Linked DNA regions of Homo sapiens: region 1 is linked to region 2. Evidence: chromatin loops called from intact Hi-C (ENCODE). Cell type or tissue: heart left ventricle. All regions are shown on one strand. Each heading gives the region's core, and the rest is flanking DNA. Links, peaks and the distances in the headings are about the cores only. Region 1 holds the start of LOC101928618 (a long non-coding RNA gene). Region 2 holds the start of LOC107986734 (a long non-coding RNA gene).

Evidence for each region. Hi-C counts contacts between places; a loop is a spot of excess contacts. Peaks named below come from ENCODE experiments on the same cell type or tissue, not always from the same donor. Only the 100,000 strongest peaks of a DNase experiment are listed, where the experiment ranks them.
Region 1: it touches region 2 in a loop (4-fold over the local background); 28 of 110 quality-filtered maps call a loop at or near these places.

What each region holds. Positions count from the first base shown.
Region 1 is chr7:36,091,239-36,103,671 of GRCh38, reverse strand. It overlaps LOC101928618 (a long non-coding RNA gene), which reads right to left and starts at 8,362. Exons shown (of 2, transcript NR_108089.1): 1 at 8,296-8,362; 2 at 3,019-4,684. In heart left ventricle, for the core only: a CTCF peak has its summit at 6,719 (motif pointing right); no DNase peak of the experiment used is centred there.
Region 2 is chr7:35,980,668-35,993,100 of GRCh38, reverse strand. LOC107986734 (a long non-coding RNA gene) reads left to right here and starts at 1,613. Exons shown (of 3, transcript XR_001745010.1): 1 at 1,613-1,652; 2 at 3,896-4,128. RefSeq lists a silencer at 7,776-7,825. In heart left ventricle, for the core only: a CTCF peak has its summit at 7,753 (motif pointing left); a DNase peak (open chromatin) is centred at 7,740.

The sequences.
Region 1 (12,433 bases), core at 4,766-9,765, 110 kb before region 2:
CTGATCATATACCATGTTTGAGACTGCAGTCATCCCACTGAATAGACATTATTTTGCAAATTCTCACAACCTCATGAAGTCAGTACTATTGGGAGCCCATTTAACAGATAAGCCAACTGAGGTTGGTTAAGTCCTTGTCCATATGCCCCTGTATATGAGGGAGCAGGTGTGTTCAGGGAATGCCAGCGCTTCCTTCTGTTTTAATCTGTTTGGCCATCTGATTGTTTTATGTATTTATTTTCTTTCTATCCTGCTGGATGTTTGTTTCATAAGGGTTGTAGTTATCTGTCTGGTTCACCCCTACAATCCTAGCTACTTGACAAACTATGCATACAGACTCCAGAACTAGTTTTTGAATAAGTGAATGAGAAGCATGGTATCACTTCCATTTAAGGTTCTGGGCCCATCTTGTGTAATAGAAAATGAAGAGCCTCATAGGGATACAGGGGATACTGGGATAGGATTTTCACAGGAGGTTGAGGTGTTTTCAGAACTTTAGTGGCTAGTTTGAAATGAGTTTTGAGGCGCTGAGGGGAAGCTTCAGCTCCTTCTTCTCTTGTCTTCTCACTGCCCTCTGGCCCAGTTCTTTTCCAGGTTCCTCCAGTGCAGGTCAGGATGGAGACCCTATCCCATAACAAGGGCAGAGCCCTGTAGAAAATTTCACCCATCATTTACCTTCTTAGAACTGCCCTGTTCTCACTGCACATGGACAGAGAGAGGACTTAGAGCTCATTTACATGCTTGTTGTTGGTTTTTTAAAAAGTGAAATAAAAATGCTCTTCTGCCAGGACTGTGATGTCACCCAGGGCTGTGATTAGCTGGAAACAGGTGAGTAGATAAAATCAATGTTAAAAATTATTCACCATTCAATGTTCAGAAAATTCCGGAATGTGGCTGTCCGCTTGATTGAGGAGGAGTTCAGAATTCATCCAGGGTCACCAGCAATCAGTTCTAATATAACTAACATTTTCAAAATGTTAATATCTCACTTACCGTGATGCTAAGGACAGTAAGTGTGTGCTGCATTTACTTATCCACTTCGTTTTATCATTTGTATGTAAAATATGTTTGCCTTTACCTCACCCACCAGCCCCTAGGTTTTTTGAGGTATAATTGGCAAATAAAATTGCATATATTCAAGGTGTACAACTTGATATTTTGATATATGTATACATTGCAAAATGATTACTGCAATCAAGCTAATTAATATATGCTTTACCTCACATAGTCAGCATTTTCCTCCTTCCTTCTTTCCTTCCTTCTTTCCTTCCTTCCCCCCTTCCTTCTTTCCTTTTTTTGGTAAGAGTCTCTCTTGACGTCTCCAGCTACTATTGTACTGGGGCCTATCTTTCTCTTAAGCTCTAATATTTGCCTTATATATCTGGATGCTCCAGTGTTGGGTGCATATATATTTAAAATTGTTATATCCTCTTGCAGAATTGACTACGTAAGAACACTTGAGATCTACACTTTTGGCAGATTTCAAGTATGCAATACAGCATTGTTAACTATAGTTACATTACTATACATTGGACATCTGTTTGCTTTTATATGTGTGAATTATTTGGTTTTACTGAAAATATATTAACATTGCACAAGAGGTTGCATACGGTTGTCCATTACATTGGCGGCCCCAGTGAGTCATGATCCCCCTCCCCACATCTCCAGGTATTCAGGCCCTTGTGTAGGCCCCTCCTTGAGTCTGGGCTGGATGTGTTTCTTGCTTTAACGGTAGAATGTGGTGGGAGTGAACACCGTGTCTGTTCTGGGATGAGGATGTAGAGTCATGGCATCCTCTGCTCCTATGCTTTGGGAGTCCTGGGCCACTGTGTAGGAAGTCCAGCTACTCTACTGGAGAGATTACGTAGAGTAGCCTCAAGGAGAGGGAGAGGCCCTGAGACATGGTGAGAGACTGAAGCACAACTGTCGCATTCCATGTTGAATCCAGACTTAAGTCAACCCATTGGCTCAATATACTCACATGAGTGACCACCAGCAAGCTAGCAGAGTCTGGATTGGATCTGTTACTTGCTCAACAACAGAGCTGAGCCTGGTACAGATTGTAGAATCATGATAAAATAAAATCATTGTTACTTTAATCTACTGCATTTTGGGATGGCTTCTTATGCAGAAATTGATGACCAAAACATTATATAAAAGCAGAGATTCTCAACTCTGGTGATCTAAAAGTACCATCACCCAGGGTTCTAACCCTTCAGAGATTCTGATTTGATTGGTCTTGGGTGAGACATCATATATAAAGTTTTTTAAAGTTTTATTTTAAAGATGAATACACAGGATGAATGGAGGAACAAATGGTGGTATGTACATACAATGGAATATTATTCAGGCATAAAAAGGAATGAAGTACTTACATGTGCTACAATGTGGATGAACCATCAAAACCTCCAAAAGAAGCCAGTCACAAAAGGTCACATATGATTCCATTTACACAAAATACCCAGAATAGGCAAATCCATAAAGACAGACAGCAGATTGATGGTTGCCAGGGACTGGGGTAGGGGACATGGGGAGTGACTGCTTAATGAGTATGAAGTTTTCTTTCAGGTTGATGAAAATGTTTTGAAACTAGGTAGAGGTTGTGGTTGCACAACATTGTGAATGTACTAAATGCCATTGAATTGTTCACTTTAAAATGGACATGAAAAAGGTTAATTTTGTGTAAATTTCACCTCAATAAAAAAGAAGAATCAGAAGAGGGAGACAAAAGAGGAGGTTAAAGTGAGGCAATGTGGGAAGGACTTGGCCTGATATTGCTGGCTTTGAAAATGAAGGAAGATGTTATAAGCCAAGGAATGTAATGGCCTCTAGGAGCTGGGAAAGACAAGGAAAGGGATTCTCCCCTAGAGCTTCCATACAGGAATGCAACCCTGCCAACACCTTGCTTTTAGCCCAGAGAGACCTGTGTTGAACTTCTAACCCACGTTCTGACTTTTAACTATAACATAAAAACTTGTGTAGTTTTAAGCCACTAAAAAAATACACAATCATTTTAACTTTATTTTTAAATTTTATTTTGGGGCATAACAGTTTGGTAAGGTTTAACATATGTTTAGATTCATGTAACCACCACCACAATAGGATACAGACAGTTCATCATACACAAATTCTCTCATTCTTCCCTTTGTGGTCACACATCTCCCACCCCTAATCCCTGGCAACCACTGATTGTTTGCCCATTACTTTCATTCTTCCTTTGCCAGAACATCTTTGCTTTGTTCTGCATCTTAGGAGGAAAAGTATTTCTTTAGTATTGATTTTGGAACATGTCTGTTGGTGATGAATTCTTCCAGATTTCATTCATTGAGAATGTCTTTATTTCATCTTCGTTCCTGAAGGATGTTTTCACTGGATATTGAATTCCGGATTGACAGTTTTTTCTCTTTCAGCACTTTAAAAATGTTATTCCATTTCCTCTGGCCTACTTTTTTTTCCTGAGGAATCCACAGTTATTTAAGTCAATGTTTCCCTTTATATAAAGTATCATTTTTCTCTGGCTGCTTTCAAGATGTTTTGCCCTAGTTTTTAGCAGTTTAATTACGATGCATCTGGGCACGGTTTCCTTTGGGTTTTGTTTGTTTCTTTGCATCCTATTCTTCCCCTTCTCCCTCTGGAACTCTAACACTATGAATATTAGACTTTTTCGTATTGTCTCACATGCCTCCAATACTCTGTTCATTAATTTTTAATTTTTTCCTTTTGTTCAGATTGGATAATTTCTATTCAATCTTCAATTCACTGACTTTCTCTATTTTGCTATTGATCTTATCCAGGGAATATTTTATTTCGGTCATTGTAATTTTCAGTTCCAAAAAGTTTCTCTTTTGTCCTTCTTTGTATCTTCTATAGTCTTTATTGAGACTTTTTTGTTTCAAGAGAATTTTCCCTTACTTCTTGGAATATGTTTATAATAGTCGCCTTTGCATCTTTAATAATTTCAACATTTGTGTCATCTTGCAGGTGGCATCTGTTGATTGTTCTTTTCCCTATAAGTTGAAGTTTTTCTTGTCTTTCATATGTCAAGTAGTTTTGGATTGTGTCCTGAACATTTTGAATATTACATTATGAGGATCCATGTCTTGTTTAAATCCTAAAGCGAATTTTGAATTTTGTTTTGTTTTGTTTTTGCAAGCAATCAGTCTAATTAGGCTCCAGACTCGAGTTCTCCTGTGGACTGTGGTTCTAATATCAGTTCAGTTTTCAAAGCCTTTGCAGTGCTATGGGAATCTGTTGTGTGTATGTTGCCCAGTGGCCATTTGGTGGCCTGGATCATAGTCTCATGCACAGTTCAGTTCTCACACCATGTGCAGCTTAGAAGTAAGCCTCGGAGTTAATATGGAACTGCTCTCTTGAGCAGTCTCCTTTCTGAGATTATTCTGGCATTTTTGGCCCACTGAAGCCCCATTTTTTTTGTCCTCTGGTTAGAAAGCTAGGTCTTTAGTTTTCCTACCTTGCTGCATACATCTCATGGCTATACTTGAGTCTGTCCCACCAGGCAGTGTATGAACAGAGAGAGAGAAAAGGGAATGGTATTTTGTCCCACCCTCTTGGGACCACAGCTTCTCTAGTGGAGGGAAGACTCGCTTCCCTCAGAGCTTTAAGTATTTCGGTGCTCTCCAGGCTGCTGTTGCCATTGTTGTTACTGCTGCCACTATGGGATTACCTGGGGGTTGGGTGGGCAAGAGTGAAAAAAGATTTAAAAACCAGGGACTTTCTCCACTTCTTATAACTCTTAGGTGTCCCCACAACCACCTTGGACCAGAAAGTGAGGATTCTTTTTAGAGCCCTGCTTGCTTTTGGTGTGCACATCCAGGCCAGACTAATGAGTCCAGGCCAGATGATACAAGAGGGGATAAAAGATGAGAGATTCATGGTGGTTTTGGTGGTACTTCATATTCTGATCTCTTTCCCCAATTCACCTGCTCCTGTTTACTTGTCATGGTCCTTAGATAGCTGTTCAATGTAGTCTGTCCAGGGTTCATTTTTGCATTTTGTGGGAGAAACAGGGTAGGGTGTGCTTACTCCACCTTGCCCAGAACAAAAACTCCAATATATATGTCTTAATCCAACACTATAAATGGTTAAAAAACTTTGCCTTCAGCAACAGGCATAATGACCAATGCTAATTGCCAGGATTGCCTCCAATAGCTGTGTTCTTTCTGCTGGATAGAGACTCCTGGGCCACCTTAAGGGTTAGCTGAGGCAGGCACTACTATGATGGGTCACTCCTGAGGCCAAGCTACTTGAAGCAGCTCCTGTCTTCTCAGGTGCTGGTTCCTGCCTTCATCTTCCTATTCCTCCCACCCAACAGAGTCCAGGAGCTAAGTAAGGTAGCCTGAACCATGACAGAAGCATCAGTGAGGAATTGGAGCCTGGAATGTCTGACTGAGAAGTTTGGTCATGACTTAATAAGTAAAGGAAGCTCCTGAAGATTCTCAAGTAGCAACATCATGTAATCATTATCATTAAAATAATAACTAACATTTATTAAGCCATGCACTATCTTATATGTTTTTATATACATTATTATATATATATAATTACATTAAATTTTCTGATATGGTTTGGATTTGTGTCCCCACCCAAATCTAATATCAAACTAATCCTCAATGTTGGAGGAAGGACCTGGTGGGAATTGACTGGATCATGGGGGCAAACTTCCCCCTTGCTATTCTCATGATAGTGAGTGAGTTCTCATGAGAGCTGGTTGTTTATAAGTGTGTAGCACTTCACACTTTGCTCTCTGTCTCCTTCCTGCCACCTTATGAAGATGTGCCTGCTTCCCCTTCACTTTCCACCATGATTGTAAGTTTTCTGAGGCCTTCCCATCCATAGTTCCCATACAGCCTGTGGGACTGTGAGTCAATTAAACTCTTTTCTTCAGAAATCACTCTTTTCATACATAAATCTTATGTCGTTCCTTATAGCAATGTGAGAACAGGCTAATACATCTTCCAAACAGGTTGCAGGATAGATACTATTTTTCATTTGCAGATGAGGAAACTAGTTTTACCTGGAAGTGACAGGTTACTAACATCAAAGGATCAGGAAAGTGCCATCCTAACTTATGTTGAGGAGGTGAAGAACTGGATGAGCCCAGACACATATAAGCTTGTGACCTTGGGCATTAATCCCCTCTTCTGCAAAAAGGGGATAGCAATGGTGTCCACCCTGCTCTGTAGATAGGATAAGATTATGAATGTAGCATGCTTAGCACAGTGACTGGCACAAAGGAGGCACTCATAAATCACCATTTTTATTTGTTTCCCTTCTTCGGTGTAGCTGAACCAGCACATAGAGTTCTACTTGAATCTCCAAGGACTGGCAGGTGTCCTGGACCAGACTCCATTTTTAGTGATAATTGGATGCTTATTATCACCTAGAGATCTGGCTTGACAGTTATTTTGCACTTTACCAAGAAAAAACAAGTAGCTATGCCTTGGTGGCAGTCAGATGGCCAACACATTAAAATGAGTTTGCATAACCCACTACTTTACCTATGGTCAAGTGTTTAAAATGTCATCTCATCTATTTAATCAATTCCATTAAGATGTTTTTCTCTCAATTTCTGTGGAAGATGCAGGGAAAAAAGGTAATATGTATTTGTCTCTAGCATTTTCACTTGATGTGTGAGGTCACAGTTAAAAGCAGCTACCACATATTTGGTCAAGAGTTCAGGGACAATCTGGGCAGCAGGGAGCAGTAATGTCTCCATTTAAGATGCAGGAGCCAATGACTAGGTCAGTAATTTTCCACTGGCTTCAATGAGAGCCCTGACAGGGAAAGGGGTAAGAGGAAAGGAAGAGGAGATTGTGGGAGGAAACCGAGCTGGGCAACTGCATTGCGGAGACACAAGGACTGCCAGCCAATTGTCTTCGACTTGCCTATGCCAAATGTTCTGGAAATGGACTAAAGTGGGAGAAATATCACAGCAAGGTGGGACTGGGTGGCGTGTAGGGGAAGCAGGGAATCAGCAGGGGCTGTGACATCAGAGGAATCCTGTTCTTAACAGCTGTTCGCTACTGGCCAGTTGTTTAACCTCTTTGACTGAGCCTTGATTTCTTTACCAAGTGGGCAAAAAAATACTCATCTCGTATGATTGTGGGGAAAGCAGATGAGATAATGTGTGTGGCACAGCCATGGGGACTGGGGCCCAGGGCATGCTCAATAGTGCTACTTTCCCCTTTCCAACCCGGATGTCAGAGGGGACCACCTGCCCTCCAAGATCTAGAGAAGAGGATCTCAAATCCCCACCCCATCAGTGCCCAATTTTAGATTTTGGTGAAGCCCCAGGAATAATATTTCTTGCTTCCACTCCACTATGCTTTCCTCAATTAGGTTTTTGATCTAGCCCAGATGTTGACCTCAGCTTCAGACACACACACAGACTCAACACTCACACTCTTACACGCTCACACACACACATGCTCACACACACCCACTAATAAACATATACACACCACTCACACACACTCATACATGCACAATCTCACACACATACACACAACACACACACTCCCACACACGTACATACTCTCACATACACAACTATATACATGACCTACGTTCACTGAAATAATATTGTTCAGCACATTGTGTATACAGCATTCTAGGAAACATCTTTTAAAAATTGTATTAAACTCACGTTTCTGTCATTATCCTGTTATAAACCCTTCGATTCACAGATGATAAACTCTTAACAACACAGGGCATCGGTAATGATCTGAGCATCCTCTTTTGAACATTTGTCTACGAACACTTCACTACACACATAGGCCCTCACACACACAATCCCTCCCTCACACAGCCCTTGCATTCAAGACCCCTGTGTGTGTTCCAGCTGTGCTGAAACTCTGGGGCTATGGAGATTTATGCTATAAAGGACAGGGGTACAAACTGAGTACAGTCTGGTTTTTTGAAGTCTTGGACATGTCCACTTGGGCTGTCCTTCCTGCCACATTTCCCCTGCCCGCTGTTATCCCTTTCCCCGCTTCCTTCTCTCTTCCCTCACTCTGCCTTTCTGGCCCCCATTAGGGCACTTTTTTCTAACGTAAGGTGGTCTAGCATTTCTTTGTTGTCTTCTTCCAGCTCAAGCCCACAGGCTCTTGTTTTCTGCTTCCAAAGGCTTATGGAGGTGTTCTCCTAAACACACATGGTTCCTGTCCCAAGGACTTCCGGAGCAGCTGGAGAAATGCAATATGCTTGTTTTGCTCTGTTGCCTTCTCCCTGTGCAGTGTTCCATGGCCAGGGTGGCGGTGGCAGTGGTGTTAATACCTGGAGAGCATTCCACGCTTTTCTCCATTGCTGCTAACTTCCCAGGGTCCCCATCTGCACAAAATACGCCCTGGATCAATACAGACTAACTGATGGCATAAACACAGCTGATGGCATCAATCACTTTATGATGCAAATTAGATACACATTCTTTCTAGAACAGAGGCACCCATCACCACCGCCATCAGAGGTCATTGGGTGTTACTACTAACTTGGGTGACACTAAACAGATCTGGGATACAATCCTAGCTAATTCGTTGCGCACTGTCTGACATTGGGTGAATCGCTTCACCAATCTGTGCCTCAATTTCTTGACCTTTAAAATGGGGGTGATGATACTTGTCCCCAGAGCGAAATGTACTGCAAAGTGAATGAAGCTAAAGCTTAGGTAGCCCTCACTTCTAAAGACCTGCTTTTGTATCTAATTTCATGTTGGTAAGTTGGTGTTCCTTTTCCTTTCTAAAGAAATTATTTTATTTTTTTCCTCTTATTTCAGTCTATTTGTATTAGCTCATATGTGTTCCTTTTCAAAAAAGGCTCCCCAAATTGTATACAATTCTGGACCCAAAACACCTGGCTTCTGTGTGGGTTGGGAGGAGGAAATGAGACGATGTCTGTAAATGCTCAGCCAAGACTGTTCTGAGTGCTCCAGGCATGGAAGCCATTGCAGCGAGAGCACCAGGACGTCTGAACCCATCCTGCTGGCACCTTCTTCTCCATGTCCCCCCTAAATGGGCCTGCCAACTGGGGCGAACTTCTGCAGGACACAGTCACTCAGGCCTTGGAGCCTCCGTCCAGCTTCTTGCAGGCACAGATGCATGCCTCCTCTTGACGCATGCAGCTTGGAAGCTCTCCCTAGACACAGCCAGCTTGACAGAGGCCACATCGTTCAAACCTCGTGCCAGTTCCCCTCCAGCTGACATGGTGGTGCCAAATGGGAGGAACCCCATATTAGTCTGTTCTCACATTACTATAAAGAAATACCTCGCCTGTAATCCCAGCACTTTGGGAGGCTGAGGCAGGCGGATCATGAGGTCAGGAGATCGAGACCATCCTGGTTAACATGGTGAAACCCCATCTCTACTAAAAATGCAAAAAATTAACCAGGTGTGGTGGCGGGTGCCTGTAGTCCCAGCTACTAGGGAGGCTGAGGCAGGAGAATGGTGTGAGTCTGGGAGGCGGAGCTTGCAGTGAGCCGAGATGGCACCACTGCACTCCACCCTGGGCGACAAAGCGAGACACTGTCTTAAAAAACAAAATAAAAAGAAAGAAAGAAAGAAAGAAATACCGGAGACAGGGTAATTTATAAAGAAAAGTTTACTAGGCTCATGATTCTGCAGGCTGTACAGGAAGCATGGCAGCCTCTGCTTCTGGAGAGGCCTCAGGAAACTTACAACCGTGGCAGAAGGTGAAGGAGCCAGATGTCTCACATGGCTAGAGCAGGAGGAAGAGAGAGAGAGGGGAAGTGCTACATATTTTTAAACAACCAGATCTTGTGAGAACTCTATCACAAGAACAGCATCAAATGGATGGTACTAAACCAGCAGTCCCCGACGTTTTTGGCACCAGGGACTAGTTTTGTGGAAGACAATTTTTTCACGGACTGGTGGGTGGGCGGGGAATGATTTCCGGATGAAACAATTCCACTTCAGATCATCAGGCATTAGATTCTCAACCTAGATCCCTCACATGCACAGTTCACAATAGGCTTCAAGCTCCTGTGAGAATCTAACACCACCACTGATCTAACAGAAGGTGGAACTCAGGCAGTAATGCTCTCTCATTTGCTACTCATCTCCTGCTGTGTGGCCAGGTTCCTAACACAGTAAGTACCCATCCATGGCCTAGGGGTTGGGAACCCCTGTACTAAACCATTCATGAAGGATCCACCCCCATGATACAATCCCCTCCCACCAGGCCCCATCTACAACACTGGGATTACAATTACACATGAGATTTGGGTGGTGATACAGATCCAAACCATATCAAAGCCCCTCTCTCTACCCCTCAGCAAAGACTTTGTTATGGCCACTTGGGACCTGGACTACTGCAGTGTGTTCCCATGCTCCATTTTCTGCACCTCAGGTCCACAAAACTGGCATATGGATTCATCACCATCCTTTCTTCAGAGCACACTGAAATCATTGGTCCCCGTCTGGCCTGCTGTTACCTGATTAGGCTTTTTGCTTCATTCTTTAATGTAATAAGGACTGCAAGACCATCACCCAGAACAAGAGCTAGGACCTTGATAGAACCTACAGCTAACTCCACCGTCCCCACTTAACCTGCACCTTCAAATGTTTGTATTTAATTCAGAAAAGACTCCAGTTCTCCCAGTAACCCACAGCTGCTGTGTACACCAGCCCCCACCCCATGTCTTCTTTCCCCCTTGGTGACATATCTTCAAAAGAAGTCCAGAGCAATCATATTAGCCACTTGATAGCACATTTGGTAAGGGCTTGGGTAGAGGATCAAGTTGAAATCAATGATTTAAATTAGGTTTTTGAGTTTATGTTTGTTTTCACATTCAACAAACCCCTCGTGCTTTCTTCCTATCTATTAGGCCTTGCAGGTTCATCGAGATGTCCTTGAGGTTCTGAGGGAAATGATCCACAATCTCATGAGTTCTCCCTCCCAGTTAAGCGGGAGGCTGCCCCGGGCAGTAACCCTGGGCTGCCTTGCAGGATTCTGGGAGGCTGGGTTGGGGTGGGGGCTGGTCGGGCAGGAACCTGCATGTGCAACTGTGCTGATAAGTCATATCTGAAGCCAGAACCAGAAGGAAAACAAGGTCACCTATGTAAAGGGGTGGGTGGAGCAGGAGACAAAGTCATGAGAACCAGGGCTGCCCGCCCGGAGCTGGGAGCAAAGCAGAGGATGAGGGTGCAGTCCAGGGGAGCTGAACTGGGGGGAGCTTCATCCGAGTGCCTTTCCAGGCTGGGGAGCCCCTGCACCTCACCACTCTTGGACATCTCTGCCCTCCCCAGACTTCGCCCCTGCACTGGCCTCTCAGCACTGGCTCTCTTTAAAGTTGCCTGGGCAGCTTTATGAGAATGTCCGTGTCTGCCTCCACCCCAACGGCTTCAGGTTTGCTTGGTCCCGGTTGAAGCCCAGGCACTGTGTGTTTGTGTACGTCCTCCAGGTGATTCCAGGACAGGCTTCGTGTCGAAACACAAGAAATAGCACAGAATCTATTATTTCTTCTCCACAGGCCCTTTTCCAAGTTGTACTCAGCGTGGAAATTTTTGTCAACATAAATCTAAGGACAAGAAATTTCTTCCTAGAGATACAACACAAGTGAGACAGATGGGATGGTTGGGGTGGGGAAGCATCACAGAGCATGGGGCTGGTTCAGGGCTCTGGGCTGCCAACTTTACAGAGTTCTCATCTCAGCATCTACATCTGCACAGACTCATGCAGTAGCCTATAACAACCAGGAGAGCTAAGGCTCCTGAATACGGGACCTGGAAGTTATGACCTTTGAGCAATTGTAGCCAGAAAGAAGCCTTGTCTGCTATTGGATTTGGAGCCCCAGCAGAGGGGGTGAGCCATCTAGGACAGACTGGAGGACGACAAGGAAGTGTGGCCACAGACAATCAATAGAATGAAAGAAGACACTGTCAACGGGAAGGGATGAAACATTCCTCACAGCCCCACCTGGCTAAGGTTTCACCAGCCATTAGCGTGGGGGGCCTGGAAGTGAATATGGGAGGCATATTATGTTTATTTGTCCTTTGTACATTCACGTGCAAGTTGATGATTTGATGAGCGGTATATAGTTTATTCTGTAGTGTGGGATTGGCCACAGGAGTATAATTTAATTAGGGCTGCTCTGCATACTGATTTGCTTAGTTTGAAGCCCATTCCTCCCCTGGGCAGGGAAGTCTCTAAGCCTCTGATGGGTAAATGGGAAATTAGGGCATCTGTGGATGACATAGAATGTAGATTAGCCAGGCGCAATGATGCACACCTGTAGTCCCAGCTACTTGGGAGACTAAGGCAGAAGGATCACTTGAGCCCAGGAGTTCAAGGTCAGCCTGGGCAACATAGTGAAACCCTCTATAAAAAAAAAAAAAAAAACAAAGAATGTAGACCTCATGAACAATAAATGCCTACCCAGGGCTTCAACTGGGCATTTCTC
Region 2 (12,433 bases), core at 4,903-9,902:
CTCTTCCAAACTAATTAGCACCTAAATATTTTTATAACAGTTTTATTGAGATATCACATGCTTTACAATTCAATTTTAAGTGTGCAATTCAATGGTTTTTAGTACATTTACAGAATTGTGTGACCGTCACCACAATCAATTTTAGTAAATTTTTATAATCCCCCAAAGAAACTTTGTATTCATTAGCTATCACTCCCCAATCTCCTCACGCCACCTCCCAGTCCTAGGCAACCACTAATCTTTCCATCTTCATAGATTTGTCTGTTCTGGACATTTCCTATATATGGAATCATAGAATATGTGGTCTTTTGTGACTGGCTTCTTTCATTTTGCAAAATGTTTTTCAGTTTCATCCATGTTGTGGCATGTATGAGTGCTTCATTCCTTTTTATGACAAATAAGATGCCATTGTATTGACATGTTACATTTTGTTTAGCCATCAGTTGATGGACACTAGGTTCTTTCCACCTTTACGCTATTATGAATAATGCAGATACAAACATTCACAGGCAAGTTTATGTGTAAACACATGCTTTCAGTTCTCTTGGGTATACACCTAGGAATGTGTTAAAATAGTTAATTGGGAGGCTATTAGGCTGAGACAGCTCCAGCACATTGGGTTCCTATGTAAGCAAACCAAAACCCAATTTGATGTAAACAGTAAATGAAACTAAAGCTTAACCAATCAGAAGCCACCAACTAACCTCTAACTAAGGACTTTCCACCTTAACCAATCAAGTATTTTCATTGTCTTGCTTCCACAAACACCTTATAAAAGTTTCTTCTTGCACGCCTTCACTGAACTGCTGTGGTCTGGTACTGATGAATTCATGAATCACTGAATGCTCAAATAAACTCATTAAAAATTTTCATGTGCCTCAGTATTTATTTATTTAGACAGGGTTTCACTCAGTCACCCAAGATGGAGTATAGTGGCATGATCTCAGCTCACTGCAGCCTCTGCCTCCCAGGCTCAAGCAGTCCTCCCACCTCAGCCTCCTGGGTGGGAGGAGTACCTGGTACCACAGGTGCGTGCCACCATGTCTGGTTAATTTTTGTATTTTTGTAGAGACAGGGTTTTGCTATGTCACCCAGACTGGTCTCGAACTCTTGAACTCAAGCAATCCTCCTGCCTTAGCCTCCCAAAGTACTGGGATTACAGGCATGAGCCACCGTGCCCCAGCCCTCAGTTTGTTTTTAACAAGTGGAATTGCCGGGTCAAATGATAACCCTGTGTTTACTTTTTGAAGGAACTGCCAGACTGTTTTCCAAAGTAGATCCACCATTCTACATTCCCACCAGCAGCGTGTGGAACTTTTGCTTCCTCCACATTCTCACTAACACTTGTTATCTGCTTTTTTGAGGAAAGCCATCATAGTGGATGATATGGTTTGGCTGTGTCCCCACCCACATCTCATCTTGAATTCTCATGTGTTGTGGGAGGGACCTGGTGGGAGGTAATTGAGTCATGGGGGCAGGACTTTCCCATGCTGTTCTAGTGATAGCAAATAAGTCTCACAAGATCTGATGGTATTATAAGGGGGAGTTTCCCTGCCCAATCTCTCTCTTTGCCTGCCGCCATCCACCTAAGATGTTACTTGCTCCTCCTTGCCTTCTGCCATGATTGTGAGGCCTCCCCAGTCATGTGGACTGTAAGCCATTAAACCTCTTTCTTTTGTAAATTGTCCAGTCTCAGGTATGTCTTTATCAGCAGCATGAAAATGGACTAATACAGTGGATGTAAAATAGTATCTCATTGTGGTTTTTATTAGCATTTCTTTGACGGTTGTGCTGAACCTCTTTTCATGTGGTTGTATATTTGGACAAATGTCTATTGAGATTCTTTGCCCACTTTTTAATTGAGTTTGTCTTATTGTTGAGTTTTAAGAGTTCTATATATTCTAGAATACAAGTCCCTTAACAAATATATGATTTGCAAATATTTTCTTCCATTGTGTGTGTTGTCTTTCACTTTCTGAATAGTGTCCTCTGTAGCACAGAATTTTTAATGTTGATGAATTTCTATTTATTTTTTTCTTTTGTTGTTCATACTTTTGATGTCATATCTCACAAACCATTGCCAAATTCAAGGTAATGAAGATTCACCCCTGTGTTTTCTTCTAAGAGTTTTTTATCTCTCAAATTTAGGTATTTGATCCATTTTTAGTAAATTAGGAGTCCAAGTTCATTCTTCTGCATGTGGATATCTAGTCCCAGCACCATTTGTTGAAAAGACTCTTCTTTCTCTGATTGAATTATTTTGGCACTTTTGTTGGACATCAGTTGACTGTAAATGTAAGAATTTCTGGATGCTTGGTTCTATTCTACTGATCTATATGTCTATCTTAATGCCAGTACCACACTGTCTTGATTACTGTAGATTTATAGGTTTTGAAATCAGAAGTTTGAGTCCTCCAATTTTGTTCTTCTTTTTCTGTATCATTTTGGCTATTCTAGGTCTTTTGAGTTTCTATGTGAATATTAGAATTAATTTGCCCATTTTTGCAAAGAAGCCAGCTGGGGGGCAGGGGGTGGTTGTGTGTGCTGATAGGGATTCTGTTAAATCTGTAGATCAGTTTGGGGAGTATTGCCATCTTAACAATATTCGGTCTTCTGATCCATGAACATGAGATGTCTGTCCATCTTTTTACATTGTCTAACATTTTTCAACAGTGTTTTGTAGTTTATAGAGTATAAGTTTTGTACTTCTTTTATTAACTTCCTAAGTATTTTATTCTTTTTTATTATATTAATAAATGGAATTGTTTTCTTAATTTCATTTTTGGATTGTTCGTTGCCAGTGTATAGAAATACAATTGATTTGGCTGGGCGCGGTGGCTCACACTTGTAATCCCAACACTTTGGGGGGCTGAGGCAGGTGGATCACCTGAGGTCAGGAGTTCAAGACCAGCCTGACCAACATGGTGAAACCCTGTCTCTACTAAAAATACAAAAATTAGCCGGGTGTGGTGGCGGGTGCCTGTAGACCCAGCTACATGGGAGGCTGAGACAGGAGAATGGCGTGAACCCGGGAGGCGGAGCTTGCAGTGAGCGGAGATCATGCCACTGTACTCCAGCCTGGGTGACAGAGCAAGGATTCGTCTCAAAAATAAAAATAAAAAGAAATACAATTGATTTGTATATAAATTGTCATTGTATACTGCAATTTTGCCCAACTTGGTTACTAGTTCTAATAGTTTTTTCATGGATTCCTTAGGATTTTCTATATATAAGATCATATCATCTGCAAATACAGTTTTTCTTCATCTTTTACTATCTGGATGCCTTTTATTTCATTTTCTTATACCCTAAATCTTAAAAAATAAATCTTAATGTTCATTTTTTGTTTGCTTAAAGCAAAGTTCAGTATCAATTATATCTCAATAAAGCTGTTTTTAAGGAAACATTTAAACTTCCCTTAAAACCATCACATTTGTGTGCGGGGGAAGGTGGGAGGGAAGCTGTTAATATGTTGGCCCATTTCCTTCTAAGCTTTTTTTTTCTAGGTATATTTGGATGCTTAGCCATAAATATAATTGGACTCATATTGTATAGATATTTTAGTCCTGTTCTCAGGAACTCAATGCACAGTCAAGCCGTTCTCAGGATTAAGAGGCTTTATGAACATTAAAAACAAAATCTTAGCCTTATTGAATGACGGTGTCCTGGAACAGGAGGCGGTGGAGAGACTGAGTGCAGCTACACACAGAGCACCCCTACTCCTGCGGGGTAGGGGGGTTGTCCCATGGCCTCGGGGACAGCACAGCACCCAAGTCCCTGCATCTCTCTCGTAGGAGAAAATGAAGGTCACACAGGCCGCCTGGATTTCATGGGCTCTTTTAAATGTCTAAATACCTCTAAATGTCTGGTTTTTCTGCTATTCTTTAATCCTTAGATAAGGGTTCAGAGCCTGTGCTTCCAAGATGACTTTGGGACCAGGGTGTATGAGGAGGTAGGAAGGCGTGGCCCCTGCACGAGGCCTGGCTGGGAAACGCCGCTGTGATCACATCGTTCATCACTCACTGCTGACCACCTGACAGTTTTCCAGGACCAAGCCTCCTGCACTGTGTGATTCTGGGAACATCTCCTCTGGCTCACAAGGTCTGAAAAGCAAACCAGTCAGCTATGGTATGGAAAACAGTTTTTACTGCCAGAGTTCTTCCCAGCAGGTTCTTATGTGACTTGTTTGTGCTTCAGCTTGGCCCTAATCAGTTCATGTTCTGGGCAAAGGCACTCGCTAAATATTATTTCAGCAGATGTAACATTTACATTTTCCAATGTCAATAAGAAGGCCTCAAAAGCAGGATTTTTTGTAGGGGCAAAATATTACATTGTCTGATTAGATCATAATAGATTTAACCAGTTCCTCCAAAAAGAGACTGGAATCTCTTTGATGGCCACAAGCACTGAGTTCTTAATGTACTTCCTTGGATAAGGCTGTGTGTCACCAGCAATGGTGGCCAGCACTAAAGCTATCCTCCATCTTTCCAACAAGGACAATTCACAGACAAGCCCCATCACTTAAAGACATGGCCAGGGCTTCCCAGGGTGAGGTCTGGCCCTCAATTCTGGTTCTTCTATAAAATTCACAAAGCCTGATAGTGTTTGGCCACAGAAAAAGAGAGAGTTTTCCCAGTGGGACATGTTAGGGTTGAACACTTTAAAGAGAGCAATTTACTTCTAATATCAATTCTGAAGGAAAGCAGTAAGGAAATTCCTGTCAGACCTAGGCTGTTTGTATTTACAGGAACCTACGCGATCGCCAGGCGACCCACACAAATCCATCCAGGTGCCAGGGTGTGAGTCAACACTGGTAACTCAACAGGGACAGAAGGGCAGACACAGGCCTGGAAATCGCTCCATGTGCCTAACAAATTCCCCACAGCCTCATGGCATTTCTTGTAGGTTTCATGGCATCTGGAGAGACCCTCTGGGGCTTCTGCCCACCATTTTTGCCTGGCTGTTACCTCTGTGGGCCATGTCTGCAGAGAACTGTGCTTGTCATCCTCCCAGCCTCGGAACACTATCATCACTGACAGGGCACGTGACCCCTCTTCTGGCTTTTTTTTTTTGCTTAAGATTCCTTTTGCTCCCATACCCATCTCCTCACCAGTATGTTTGAGATGTATCCCTGGATGTGTACCTGGCTGTCTGGTGTCACTGTGTGTATATTTTATATTTGCATTTTACTCGGCTTTAGTCCTGGCTCATTCTACTTCTTACTTGCTGCTGCTGCTGCTGCTGTGTGTGTGTGTGTGTGTGTGTGTGTGTGTGTGTGTGTGTATAGTTTGTGACTCCTCAGGCCTCTGCCCATTTTATGTCAAGAACATCAAAACCACATATGAAAATCACTTGAGCAGTTTTGTCTGGCACTGACTTGCTGAGATCCCAAGACCTAGGGCAGTGTTATCCATGTTCTTCCCAAGGGGCCAGTCATGTCAAATGTGTTGTCCTCTGGTTTATTTTGAACGGATTCCTTCTCCTACCCACTAAGACTGGCACGTATTTAAAATCAGGCACATGAGGACTCCCCCTATGGATACCACAAGAACCTTGGGTGGGGGCTGAGGTTACACAGCCCTGAAAAGGTCCTCCAGTGGTCCAGATCCGGGGTCCCAGGTCAGGGCAGCTCCCCACATCTGGCAGGAAAGTTGCACGCCACCTGGGCAGCTCTGCAGCCTCAGCCACAGCACTCACTCCTGAGCCTCCCCTCTGCATCTGGCGGGGCAGTGCCAAGGAGAAGGGCTCCAGGCCACCCCCGCCCTCCCCACTGGGCCTGCGCAGGCCCCACAGTATGCAACAGCTGACCTCTCCTCAGAGGCCATGCCGAAGGGAAGGCTGGCTCTCTCCAGTCCTCAGGAGACAGATGACAGCCTCAGGCCACCACCCCTTTTCGAGTCTCCACAACACAAGGCATCCGTTCTGCCTCTTTTTGCCATGACAGGGCATCAGCCTTAAAACCACAAGGCCATCTTCATTCCTACTTTTGGCTATAAGTGGGGCTGGAACAGGGGTCAAGACCTTGAACAGGAAAGTCTGGCTCTTTTCCTGGAAGAAGGAAAATACCTTTCATTTTTCCCTAATAAACCACAAACCCACTCTTCTGCCCCCACCCAACAAGGATTACCAGAAGCACTTAAACAAAGACCCCTGAACTAAACAACCAAAATTTCACAGTCGCTCACCCAGCAACCTGCCACACTAACATTTACTGAGCTTATACTGCATCCTACATGCTCTGCTAGGCGCTTGGTAGATATAATCTCATTTTATCTTCACCACAATGCCATGAGGTAGAGACAATCATCCGTGTTCTCCAAATAAGAAATTTGACTCTTAAAAAAACAAGTTAGGGAACTTTCTCAGGATCGAGTGAGAACTGGCACCTACCTGATGCACATGGTTGAGATTCATATAAATTATCTGGGCGGAATAGACTTTTAGAACCTGATGCCCTATTAGAAAGTCGCATCTACCTGCAAAGTCTTCCTCTCAGTAAGCAAGTATGGCCTCACTGGATTATTCCAGCATGCATTGCCTGCCCCTCCCAGGGGATGTGCTCAAAACCTGGCTCTAGGAATTCATCCTGTGGTTGTCTTGTCCTGTGCTGGCCTCACTGCCTTCCTCAGACTGCACAGACCCAAGCTCTTTCAGAAAATGTTGTCAGGTTGGCCACGCAGAAATTCATATCCTTCTTCTCCCTCCTCTCACTTTGAGAGATTGTTGCTTTTTAGCGATAGAAACTTCTAGTAAAGGGAAGGCCCTAGCAGTGGACATTCAGCAGTGGATAGCCACAGACTGTCCCCCACCCCTGCACTTGAGAGGCTCCCAGGTGCTGCTGAGGTCTCCTGCAGGCCAGGTTTGATGACTTTGACTCTCTGCGGGTCTCACTTCTTTTGAGGACAAACTAGCTAGTGACTGTTCCGGGCCATCTGTGGCCATGGAAGCCAGAGCATCACGCATCTGCTGCATCTTTCCATCTACGGAAAATTAATTCCAAAAAACAGACTTTTTTTTTTTTAAGACCGAGTCTCACTCTATCACCCAGGCTGGAATGCAGTGGCACAATCCTGGCTCACTGCAACCTCCGCCTCCTGGGTTCAAGAGATTCTCGTGCCTCAACCTCCTGGGTAGCTGGGATTACAGGTGCGTGCCACCACGCCAGGCTAATTTTTGTATTTTTAGTAGAGACAGGGTTTCACCATGTTGGCAAGGCTGGTCTCAAACTCCTGACCTCAGTGATCCTCTCGCCTTGGCCTCCCAAAGTGCTGGGATTACAGGCCTGAGCCACCGTGCCCAGCCTGAAAAAAAAAAAACGGACTCTTTATGAATCCATTTGTAAAGGCATAACGTTGGTACATTTCTTTGCCACAGGGATGCCAATGACTAGGCCAGCCACCTTGAACATGGGAAAAGTGTTTCACATCAATGGCACGAGAGATCTTTGAGCAGTAGGTGGGGAAGACACCATTTCAATCTGATAAGTAGAGAAACTGTGGCAAAGAGAGGAGGGAAAACTTGCTTTTCTCATCAGAGCTGGAGAGCAGAACCTGGTCTCACGATTTTTTCCCCAGATGAGGTTTGTCCACCTGGTACTGCAAAGACCTGCACCAAGTTCATGACCCTCAAAACGTCTTTTACTTCTTAAAATCCAAAAACGTTGATCTAGCCCCAGGAGTTTACTGCCTCTGCAGCTGCTGAAGCCAGGGCTCCCCTGTGGGAAGGGCCTGATGCTGGGGCTGCACTGCCTCCTGGTGCCCACTGGGAGTTATGTCCCCAGCTCTCCCACCTGATAGGGGAGTCGGGGCCCATACTTGGCTTCTTCTGCCTCATCTTCCTCACATACACACTCCTCTAAATGGACAGAAGGCGACAGGGCACAGGGAGGGGCCTCAAAGGCCTCCACTCACACCCCCATTCCCATAACCAGACCACCTACCAGACAGTGTTGACATATTTTTATTAATTTATTTATATTTTTTGAGAGATAGGGTCTTGCCCAGGCTGGAGTTGAATTGCTGGGCTCAAGCCATCCGCCTGTCCCAGCCTCCTGAGTAGCTGGGACCAACAGGCTGTCCATGTGGTCAAAATAAGCATGGTGAGCCCAGTGTGTGCAGTCACAACCCATGGAGGTCCTTCCATGAGTGTCTGTCAAACCCAAGCCGACACTGCCTTTCTCCAGAGAGGTCCCACATCCATCAAGGACATGATGAGGTCACTGGGGACTCTTAATCCAGTGCTCCACTTCCAATGGCCAGGCTGATGTTCTGAGGACAGGCCTGTATCTTCCCCCTCTGTAGCCATCAGGGAGTTGATGCCGTCTGTGGTCCTTGACCACTATCCAAAATGGGAACCCCTAGGGTGATCTGTCATCCCCTGTGCTTCTCCCTGGCCCAGTCCCACCCCTCCCCAGCATTCCCATCTGTGCCCTGCACTCTGCCCCGCACCCCATCCCACAGTCAGCAAACTCCAGACTGAAGGGCTCTCCCACCTTCTCCTCTCTCCAGCTCTTCTCATGCCCTGGCCTCCCTGTGATGTTCAGGCCCTGGTGAGAGTAAGTGAGAAGCTGGAGAAGGGACTGACCCGCATGCAGGCTGGCCAGGGCCAGAACAACATGTATAGGGGCTGTCAGCCCTGCAAGATGAGCGCCACCACCACCCACCTATCCAATTCAAAAGAAAAACCAGCTTAAACTCTACACAGGTGCAATGAAGGTCAACAAATCCTGGTTTCCCATAAGTGATTTGATGTCTTTTTCTAAAACAGTATCAAACTTCAAGCTTTTTGCCTCCCAAAGCTTTAGCAACCTAAGCGGCATCTGATGTGCCTGTTGGGCAATGCACACATCTGAGGAGGTGGGAGGTGAGGCCAAGCGTGGGGACCTGGGGCCTGGTGCCCTGAGGTGAGGACAGGAGTGGGTGAGGACCAGTGGTGGGAGAGGAGAGTGAGCTTGTGCTTTCAGAGGGACAGGGCACAGGCAGGGGCTGCAGTGAAGCAGGAGAAGTTCCTGGAGATGAGGGGACCACGTTGGCCTGACTCCTGCCCCCACCTGCTAAGGAGGAGAGAGGGGTCTCTGGGAAGCTACCAGAGTCTCCCTCTTGTTGTGCTGACCTGGGCAGGGAACAGACAGGATGGGATTCTAGAATAGTCCCGTCACTCCCTGACTTGGGGAAGCTTGGGACCAGCACCCTAAGGCCCAGACCAGGCCCAGGCCAAAGAAAGCACAGGGAGAAGAATGAGGAAGTTGATGAGTAACCTATGGTGTTCCCAGGGATGTGAGGGGGTGTGAGGGTGCAGCCCCTCCAGGCCCAGGCGCCTGCTGGCTGCTCAGAGGGACGCTGTGCCTCACTGGTCCTGCTGGGTTTGCGATGGGCTCAAATCCTGTGCCTTCCATTTGCATGACTCCAGTTAAGTCATTCAATTGCCCCTGGCCTAAAAGAGGTGAATGGGAGGTAGAGGAGTAAACGCAATGGGTTTTCACTATTTTTTAAATTATGGGAAACAATATATTATATAAAATTTGCCATGTAACCAATGTTTAACTTACAATTCAGTAGCAGGCATGACATCTCCCCAAACAGAAATTCTGTACCTATTAAGCAATAACTTTCTATTTTCCTCTCCCTCCAGCCCCAGGTAAGCCATAACCTACTTTCTGTCCCTGTGAATGTGCCTATTCTAGATATTTCATTGTGAACTCATGCAGTATTTGTCCTTTCGTGTCTGGCTTCTTTCACTTTTAGTTAAGTTTTTCCCAGTTCACCCACCTGGCAGCACGCATCAGACTCACATTTTTTAAGGCTAAAGAGCATTCCATAGCAGGGAATACCACGTTTGGCTTACCATTCAGCCTGTTAACGTTTGTTCGCGGGCCCTGGGGAACAGTGCCGTACTGCCCCTCCATCCGCTGGGTCCTTGCCTTACTCTTCGGGGACTGCGGGCCACGGGGAGATTCTATGCTTAACCCCTGGGGGAAGCACACTCTGTGGGTGCTTTCTTCATGCTGGGGTGTAACGTTCTGTTTCAGGCGTCTGTTGCTTTTGTAACATTCTTAAACCTCTTCCCTAAATAGAGAAAGAGACTAGACGGCCCTGGAGTATTTCTGAAACAAAATAAAATCCCACTGCTGAATGGCGTGGGTCGCAGGGTCGCGCTCCAAAAGCCCCCTGGGGGAGCCCACTCCTCGCGACCCGCAAGGAGGTGCTGCCACCTTCTGTGGCAACGGCCTCGGCCGCTGCTGACCCTCGGAGGGTGGCCCCATGGGTTCCAGCCCCCGGCGACCCTAAGAGACCAGAGGCCCCACGGAGAAGGGACCCACAGGCGCGGGGCTAGGGGGCGGCTACGGAATCCTAGGGTCCACCCGGAGGTGGCCAGCGCGGGCGGGGGACACGTAGAGCCCAGGCTGGGGTCCAGTGCCACTTAGGACGTGGGGACGGAAGCCTGAGGGTTTGAGTCTTTACTGGGCCCTCGGAAGGGAACACTGATTTTGACCACGCTTGATTTTCTGCAGACTGTGACCCTGCGCTAAAAAGCGTCCCTCTCATGATGCTTCGTGCCTGTTTCTCTGAGGCCACGCGGTCCTGGAGGGCAGAAGCGTAGTGTATGTGCGTGTCTGGTGCAGAGTGGGCACCTGCACCCATGCCCCCAGTGACCTCGAGCTCAGAGGAGGGAGGGATGGAAAAGAAAAGGCTGCCTCACAGAATGGAGGGAGAAGTGAACTGGGAGCCTGACCCCTAGACAGGTGTCAATCCTGCTGCTGATTCCATCCAATCAACCCACAGGGTCTATTGGCACCAAAGGGGGCCAGGCCCAGGGACACTGAGGTGACCCCCCTTTGAATTCATTTGAAGGAAAATGCAAGCACAACAGCCTGAATTGGGGACTTTGAACTTAATACAAAATGCAAAGTATATAAATATGAATACATACTGAATTATCTAAGAGCTCTATACATGTTTTTAAGTCTTATTAAAAGCTCACTAAATTTCTTCACATTTTGATCATTGTACTGTTATTACGGGAGAGTTTCTAGGAAATACACACAAATATTTAGTATAAGGCGCATCAAGGCTGCACATGACTCAAAAATAGTTCAGACCAAAAAGTGTTTTCAGCAACCTTTTTGTAAATTGTTTGAAATTATGCCAAAATATGAAGTGAAAAGTCCATTTAACAGTCTGTAAATGGGGAAGGGGCATTTGGCAATCTGTTGGGGGTACCAGCAGGAAGCCAGCACTGGGATGAGGGGGAGCACGTGCTGGGATGCAGGGTTTGTATACATGGCCATGGAGTAGGGGCCAGTGTAAACCTACATCCAGGTTGGGCAGCAAGGAGGGGTGGAAAGACTTGGAGTCTCATGATGGCCTGCCTGCATGTGGGGAAAAGGAGTATAGGATGACAGCAACATAGCCAAAGCCCCAGGATGGCCCACCTGTTATGCCTGGATCTGGTGCATGAGGTATGGGTGAGTCTGATTCAAAGGCCCAGGTTGGCTGGAGAACTGGCACCTCATTTATCCATTCCCTGGGGGAAGGCAGATTTGCAGGCTATCCGAGGTGCTGTGTGGCTCACAGTGGTTCTCAGTGACCACATCTGTACCACCCTCCTTACTGGAGCTGTCAAAGTTCTTCCCTGAGACTTTCCAAACTCTAAGGCAGAGGGAGAGATCCCATTCCCTTCTCTGGTCAAGAGACTATAAGGGATGTAAGGTGGCCTTTAGAGAGATCTGGTCTGAGTGGGGAAGAGGCAGGGGAATAAAACATTCTGCATGATGCATCCAGGAAACCCATACAGAGGCTTATGAACCTAAAAATGATGCATTTGCTGGCTTTGTTCATGTTGGTACAGAAGCCTATAGAAACACTTGAATATTTAGGCAAGATATATATAGAAATATTCACTGCAGCATTATTTGTAAAAATGAACAGATGTCTATTACCCAGAAAATGGATAAAATACTGTGGCAGCCACCTTCTAGTACTCCCACTCTTGTACAGTCCCTTCACGCATTGAACAGGACTAAGCTGCATTAGCTACAGCATATTGGGAAATTATGTGTGTGACTTTCAGAGCCGGGCCATAAAAGCCATGTGGCTTATGCCTTGCTCTGTCTTGGATTACTTGCTCAGGGAGAAAGCCAGCCACCATGTCACAAGGCCACTCAAGCAGCCCTGGTGGAGAGAGGTCCATGTGGCAAGGGGCTGAGGACACTTAACATCAACTTGCCAGGCTGGGCACGGTGGCTCACGCCTGTAATCCCAGCACTTTGGGAGGCTGAGGCGGGCGGATCATGAGCTCAGGAAATCGAGACCATCCTGGCTAACACGGTGAAACCCCACCTCTACTAAAAATACAAAAAATTAGCTGGGCGCAGTGGCGGGCACCTATATTCAGGAGTTTGAGGCAGGAGAATGGCGCAAACCTGGGAGGTGGA